2 separate regions of the Homo sapiens genome follow, and region 2 is linked to region 1. A link is a contact called in ENCODE Hi-C or POLR2A ChIA-PET data. All regions are on one chromosome and are shown on one strand. The core of a region is the stretch at or near the end of the contact, and the rest is flanking DNA. Distances in the headings are between cores, read along the strand shown. Region 1 overlaps MMADHC-DT (MMADHC divergent transcript). Region 2 holds the start of LINC01931 (long intergenic non-protein coding RNA 1931).

What was found. A loop is a pair of places that touch in the nucleus more often than their neighbours do. ChIA-PET counts read pairs that join two places held with the same protein, here RNA polymerase II (POLR2A). Pooled maps may share reads with other maps.
Region 2: a map of endothelial cell of umbilical vein shows a loop between it and region 1 (3-fold over the local background). The contact joins the promoter of LINC01931 here to the enhancer-like site in region 1. A Hi-C loop is called at or near these places in 2 of 168 maps with a recorded cell type or tissue (IMR-90 and endothelial cell of umbilical vein) and 2 of 50 pooled maps. POLR2A ChIA-PET finds 5 or more read pairs at or near these places in 1 of 52 experiments (AG04449).

Annotation. Positions count from the first base shown.
Region 1 is chr2:149,732,504-149,736,257 of GRCh38, forward strand. All of the region lies in intron 1 of MMADHC-DT (MMADHC divergent transcript), which reads left to right. Among named protein-coding and RNA genes, the nearest start is that of LINC01931, 120 kb to the right of the region's middle. Within about 2 kb of position 1,533, at least 2 of the 41 ENCODE cell types and tissues checked have a DNase peak (open chromatin) inside an H3K27ac peak, as active enhancers do; they include endothelial cell of umbilical vein, where a contact is called at or near this core.
Region 2 is chr2:149,857,400-149,861,210 of GRCh38, forward strand. LINC01931 (long intergenic non-protein coding RNA 1931) reads right to left here and starts at 1,792. Exons shown (of 5, transcript NR_145421.1): 1 at 1,644-1,792; 2 at 52-1,204.

The DNA of each region.
Region 1 (3,754 bases), core at 283-2,782:
AGTCATAAGGGTGTGGAAAACGTTTCTCATACACTGAGTCTGCCTCTGGGTGGGGGCCCAGGACCAGTTGGGTCATGAGTCATGAGTCTGGGTAGGGTCAGTTTGAAAAAAATCTCATAAAAAGTTAATCTTAGTTTCTACAATAGTGATGTTTTCTATAGGAGCAATTGGGGAAGCCACAGATCTTGTGACCTCTGGCCATATGACCACTGAGCAGTAAAGGGTTACAGAAACTTTGCCTACATTTTAGCAGAACTCAGGCTCTTCCCAAAATCCTCATCTTGTGGCCTTTCATTAGTCTTACCAAGTCAGTTTCAAAGTCAATTTCAGCCCTCCAACAGTGGCGGGGGTTGGAATGGGGAATAGAGTTAGTTTTAAGGAGGGACTACTATCATCCTTGCTTCAAAGTTAAAGTATAAGCTAAATTCCTCCCTTGGTTAGCTTGGTCTATGCCCAGGAATGAGCAAAGGCAGCTCAGAGGTCAGAAGCAAGATGGAGTCCACTGTGTCAGATTTACTCTCACTGTCATAATTTTGTAAAGGCAGTATCATGTGGAGCTGCTGAGCATCTCAGTGGGGCAGCTGTGCCCTCCTGGGCCCTGTGCCAGGACTCCCCACCACTTCATATTTTAGTCTTTTTCATGGGAATGTATGGGATAGTACATGTGAGAATCTTATGGGGTTATTCTGAGGGTTACCCTATATGCAAATATACAAATATACTAATCTTGTAAAGTGGTTGTAAGAATTCCATGACTTATTTCATGTAAAGCTGAAAGCTGTTAGTATAGCATCTGCCAAATAGAAATGCTCAACATTTGAGGGTAAATTTTTTTAAATATGATCACTATGAAAGTAATCAAACTGGATTGAATTCTTTTAAATCAAATAATATTTTAGTCAAAACATAGGAAAAGTAATCAAAATAAGGGCATTTAAGAATGGCTATACAGAGTAGCCTAAGGGGCCTTATATTTGAAATGTATTCTAATGTTTTAAAACCTATAAACCATTGCATAACTATTTCTTATTACCTGTGCTGTAAATATGAAAACTTGCAAAATCAGTGTAGGAAGATGATTTAAGGAAGCAGTCGTTGATCAATATACACTGAATTTTAAACCCATTAAGCACAGTAGATTTAATGAGGAGGAAAATAGAGCTTCCCATTTAATAGAAAAGTGTGGAAAAGTGGAAGTTTTTCAGAGACAACCATTAAAATAATAATGATTTATTCTTAGCCACAACACTAAATGTATTATCATATCATGCTGTCTGTATTTCAGTTAATTAAAGCTTTATGGATTATGGTTTCTTGTTTATTTCTAGATGTCAAATGTTAAATCTGTATCACTATTTAGAGAAAAATGCAACTTTTTGATATTCAAGCTAGTTCATATATATGTAAAATTCTGACATCACTCCTATAGATTTATTTAAAAATGTCAGTAATACAGGAAATGAGAAATGAAGACAGAAAAAGGAGAGAAGCAAAGACAAATAAAGGGAATGGGCCTGGGGAAATTTTCTCATTTTAAATGCTCTACATTTCCTGCCCCGGGGGAATGTGCTTTTATCTCTGCAGTTCTATGTTTTCTGTAATTTGACTTATCATTTTTTCAGTAGATTATAAAGCATTGTTTCCTTTGTCTACAGTGTTGAGGCTGTTGCCCTTACCCCCACCCTAGGAATTCTGCCCATAAATCACTGCTTACAGTCACTTTCTCAGACTGAGTCTAACTTCCCTTCTATCTATATTTGCCTGACCTTTCTATCAGAGGATGGAAACTTTTCAGTAACAATTTCTTGTGCTCTACAAAGAACCAAGTTGAGATAAAATTTTAACTTCTCAGGGCACAACTTAAAAAAGGGTTCTTTTATCTCTCTAAGTAATTTAAATGCAGCTAGTCAACATATGTGTGCTTGGCAATGGCAGGACTAGTTGGGCTATGTGCTGAGGGATGTCGGAAAGTGATGTTAACATGGAGACCCTTGGTAGTAAAAGTCCATGAAGTCAAACCACTATCCTTTGTCTTTGTGCCTGCTCCTAGAATTCCTGTCTTAACTCTACTTCCCATTATTTTTCCTCATGTTTACTTTAAATTCCAGTCAACACAGCAGACTGCAATTCTTTTTTTTATGCCCTGGTTCATGGCGTTGACTGTTAAAATGAAAACCTAGCATCCTGCTCCTGGAGGCTCCACACAATGCACTTTTCCACCTTTCCAATTTCCTGTGTCTCTCACAATGGGCTTCTTAAGCTTAAACGTATATCCTGTTAGCTTTGAATTTGAAGGGTGCACCTTCAGTTTTGGGCATAGCTAAGGACCAGTGTCTTTGTGAGAGGAGAGATACTTGACAGGGCCAGGAACAGTAGAGCAGAGGACTACATTAGAAAGTAACTAAATCAGTTACACAGTTTTATTTCTGCCTCCCACTAACTCTGTTTTCCTTTTTTTTTTTTTTTTTCTTTTTTTCTTCCTGAGGCAGCTCCTGCCTCTGAGTGAACACTTAGTCAGTCCCTTGACTTTTCTGGTCACTCTTAGTAGCAAAATGTCTTATGAACAAGACATAAAACACAGCCTGGGATAAGTATATATAATGTCCAGTCATATATAATTAATACTCTCAACGACTGTAAGTTGAGGCATCTTGTCTTTCTCTCCAGTTTGGTTCTGTTTCAAGTGGAAAGTCTATGGTTGGGGAAGGGTGGTATGTTTAGCTACCTTTTGAAAATGAGTAGTTCTAGTCTTTCCACTGCCCCATATTCCCACAGAGTTTGAAATTGGGTAAAGGTGAGAAATAATAGAGAATAATGCTTTTACTAGTACATACTTACTTCTGTGAAGGGCGCCAGTGTATTCTGGACTTGGCAGATGTCTAGACTCTGATTCCCATAGTTCCTTTCTAAAGTCTCTTTGGAAATCCCCTCCCTATTTCCTCAGGCATTTGGCTGCGGCTCCAAAATGTTTCTGTTATACTCTTAACCCTACATTCTTTCATAGTTTTCTTCCTTTTATTTACACATTATATAAACGGAATTAGAAAAAAAAATGTTCAACATAAATGATAGGAAAATAACTCAGCTCTTGGGCACAATACAGAAAGTGTCTCAGTACATTTAATTGTCTTGAATTCTTGTTACTGTACCTCTAGGGTCTATGTCCTGCTGCTCACTACCCAGCATGCCAATCATGGAGTCAATGAGTATCACCAGGGAAGAAGGCTTTAATTGGGTGCTGTAGCCAAGGAGAATGAGAGGTCAGTCTCAAATCTGTCTCCCTGAGTGACCAAAACTGGGGTGTTTATATACTGGGGAAAGCAGGAAAACAGGAATTAGGAAGGAGTCAGAAAGCAATCATGATAAATGAGGGGTCTGGCATCTCTTTGGATGTGGTGATCTAGTGAGTTTCAGTCCCTTGCCTGAGCGTTGGTTTCCTGAGGAAGAAACTCAGTTAAGACAAATATAAGTGTCAAGTTTTAATATGGAGGGTCAATTTTTATGTTTATTAAAAACCTGGAAATATTATTTCTATGGGACAATTGGCTGGTTTCATTCTCATAAAAACAGTGTCATTGCCCTAAAGCCTGGACTCAAGTATATGAAGAGTAAACACTGGATCAAAAGTGACCATTAAGATGCTTTTGATTCTATTGCAAGTTAATGTGGATTAAAGCACAGTCAGTCCAGTTAGTTGTGCCACTTAAAGCAGTTGAAAACTTTAAGTATAATAACAAAAAATTAGCCAATGTTC
Region 2 (3,811 bases), core at 542-3,041, 130 kb after region 1:
AGAACTGTCCTAAGCAAACTAGGTAAGTAGAAGTATAGCCGCCCTACTTACCTTCATCCTGTAGATACACACAGTTGGTTCTGGAACCATTGCTGCAAATCCTTCTCCAGCTTGGTGGAGAAGTCACTATGGAGCTGGCACATTGCTGCTGAGTCATCCCCTCCTTCACCTCATAACTCATCATCTAATTGTGTTTCTATGTTTTCAGAAAGTTGAGGCTCAGGAAAAGTAAGCAACTTTCTCTCCACCTCTCAGCAACCTATGCACTATACTTCCCTTATCTTTTATAAGTATCCATCCTGTAGTTTCTAGATCCTCAGTGAATTATGACATCACTAACACTCCCAGGGATGTAGTTTGAAGAGTATAATTTTTTTCCCCTAGCACTCAGTACTTATACTAATTTCTAGATCTCGAGACCTGATTGATTGTCTTGAGCACTTTCATATTCAGAGTGATCCTCAACAGTGAAGTTTTAATATTTCTTTCTTGATAATAGGAGATAAACTAAATATGTGTTTCAGTATACTCATGGAGATAAAGTCTTTTAACAAGCCCAAGTTCAGGAACTGTGGTTATCAACATTGTTTCTAGATGATGGCTTCTTTTGCTCCTTCTTGAATGGAGTTTTAATGTTGTTAGTGTTTAGAGAGAAAGGTCTAACGTTTAGGACTCTTGGCCCTGCCAAACTTCCTTCCCTTAAGAGCAATGCCAGGAATAAACTCTTAAGAACAGAGGGGCAAACTAACAGTAAAGGCACAAGGGGCAATGCTTAAGCTGAGTCTTAAGGGACTAATTTTCCTCATCTTTAGAATCCTGCATAGACAGAGGTTCCACAGCATTTAGGAGAATATTGAAAACTGGGAGCTTCTGCAAGATGAGTGAGGAATTTGTGGGGACTGGCACTGAAGGAGCCCAAGTAACATGCTAAGAAGCTAGACTTTATTCTGTGTCCACTAGGGAATAACTGAGGAATGTTAAGCAAGAGAGAGATGTATATATAGTATGCAACTTTTAAAAAGAAGTCAGGAGACTGTGAAGAGCTGGATTGTAGGGTGTAACATGATGCCAGAAGTGTAGCTAGGAGACTCTTGGAAAAGCTTGGATAAGAGGACAGATCTGAGCTAAACATCTGACTGAGAAGATTAATAGAAATGCATGAATCAGCAAGAGATTCAGGTACTAAACTTATAGGTCTAGGTTTCTGCAAAAAAAAAAAAAAAAAAAAAAAAATGTAGTGAAACTATATAGAACCACTTAAGGAAGCACTGTATTACCAAAAATAGAAAAGAAGAAGATGACTAGCAGATTTCTGGCTATGGAAACAGGGCAATTGTTGGCATTTTAAACTGAGGTAAGGATTACTGAAAAAAGAGGGACTATTGGTAAGAAATGAGTAAAAATGATAAGTGAAATCTGAATGTATTAATTTCATTTGTTCATATGACACTGGACACAGATGTCCAGAAACTTATTCGTAAGTGTCATCAAGTCCAATGCTCTTCTTTAAATGCATGATAATACTAAGATTAAGAGGAAGGAAGTAAATTTAGAAAGATCACCCAAAGTCTTACAGAGCTGGAATTGAAACAGGAAGCTTCCGAGAGTCAATCCAGAATCTTTTTCTCTGAGTCAAAGCTTACCATGTCTTGCTGTTGTTTATTTAGTTAGTTAAAAGAAAAGTTGGTTGACCTAATAACAGGATTTTAATTCCAGGAAGGATTTTGCTTGAGTGTTGCCTTTTTGCCTAAGTTATTGCTATGTATGCTAGCTGTGTTTCAGCATTAATTGCATTTAGAAATGGTATAAATCCTGCTTTTGGAGCAAAATTCTATAAGAAGATGACACATCTCTGTGATGTCACAGTATCCTGAGAGGGTTTCTAAAGGCTATTGCTGAAAGAGTCATAATGTTCAGTTTGGGTGTCCCCATTTCCTCTTTTGTTTTATTCTGTTCAGCTGTTTTGGAATCAAGCAGAGGAAGTAACCCAAAGTGCATCTGGTTTAGAAGGATTCTCGAACTTCCCTCTCCAACATCTGCCTTGCTATGGGATCATTAAACAGAAGGCGACCTCACAAATAGCCGTTTGTCAAACAAGCAGCCTGTTTTTCTCGTGAGAAATGCCCTTTTGCCTAATATGGGTGTTGAAACTGTCGCTCATCAAAAGTAAAGTGTTTGCCCCTCATGGGTGAGCACTAGTAATGGGAATGTGACTAGTTCTGCAAAGTGAAGGCAGATGTTTGCAGAGAGGAGTCAACATTGAGAAAGTTTTTTAGAATCACATAAAAATATTATTAATAAAATATAACCTTTCTTAAGAAATAAAAAGCCCACAGCGGATCTTTCAGGCTTCAGTGAGGGCTGTTTATTTCAAAGGGTATTTTTCACAGTTGTTTCCATCCCAGTGATTCTAAAATGATACTTATTTAAAGTTATGGTGACTCAACGACATTTCTTTGGTTGTTTTGTTGTTTGAAGATTATTAGAAAATGGCAACATCTTAGCGTATTAGGTTCAATTTTAGTCAGTGGTATATTTTCATAATCCCATTTTTATAAGTATCAAAACATGTTGTAGATATTTAGATTGATATCAGACAGTGGCTTTGTTCAAGTTGGATGAGCCAAACAGGACTTGCACATTTTAAGGTGTCGGTTTTGATTTTTACCTTGTAAGTCTCTTTGTCTTTGGCTTCTGCCCATGAATTTCTGCTTAGCCAGAAAACATTGTGTGTTTGGTATTTTGTTGTTGTTTGGTTTTACTTTGTGTTATTGGCTATAGTTAAGGCAAACCTAGATGTTCATATTTATTCAATGTATAACCTTGTTTTGGGGTAAATTCTTTGGCTGAATCACTCCACACCAAATGCACAAACCTGTATATATCCACCCTGAAGCATGTCTCTACTTTAGGGTGATACAATCTTGACCTGTAACAAGTCTTTCTTTCCACTCGTGACATCAAGGTTATGAGTCCTACAATCACTTTAGTTGATGGAGTTCTCCACAATGTGTTGCAGGGCCTGGTGGTTAGGACTATGTTCCTATATTAGCCTCTCTGCGTGGCATGCTTACTAAAATGTGCACCAGTGGCTCTGACCTCTTTGATCACATGACGAAAGGGAAGGGGAGAGAGAGGGAAGGCTCTGTGATTATCTGATTCCCATGGAAGTTTTCCTTGTTTTGTTGCTGGAGCACTACAAGGCAAATGCTACTCACTTCTTTCAAGAAATCCCAGCTGCAGAGGAGTTGCTGACCACAACAGGGGCTGTTGCCAAAACACTCTACTGGAGTGCTGCTGTGGCCTAGAAATAGCTGCAAATAATGAGAAGTTCTCAGAAAAAAAAAGAAAAAAGAAAAACAAAAGCTCATGGAAAGATTTTAAGATAAAAGGAGTCTTATCTGTGGTTATGTATATACAAACACAGTTTGTGGGTTTGGAGACCAAGGCCATACTTTGGTTCATACTGTTCAGGCTCCTTTGTTCTAGCTGGATTAGGAAAACTTTTTCTCTTGGCTTAGATGACATCAGGTCTTAATTGGTGGCTCTGTAGTATTTTATTTTTAAAATGTACGAACTATAAAAAGGTAAGCTGCACTTAATAATTTGGTTACCGTATTAGTCCATTCTCACATTGCTATAAAGAACTACCTGATATTAGGTAATTTACAAAGAAAAGAGGTTTAATTGGTGAACAGTTCCACAGGCTGTACAGGAAGCGTGGCTGGGGAGGCCTCAGGAAACTAACAATCATGGCAGAAGGCAAAGTGGAAGCCAGCATGTCCTACATGGCTGGAGCAGGAGGAATAGA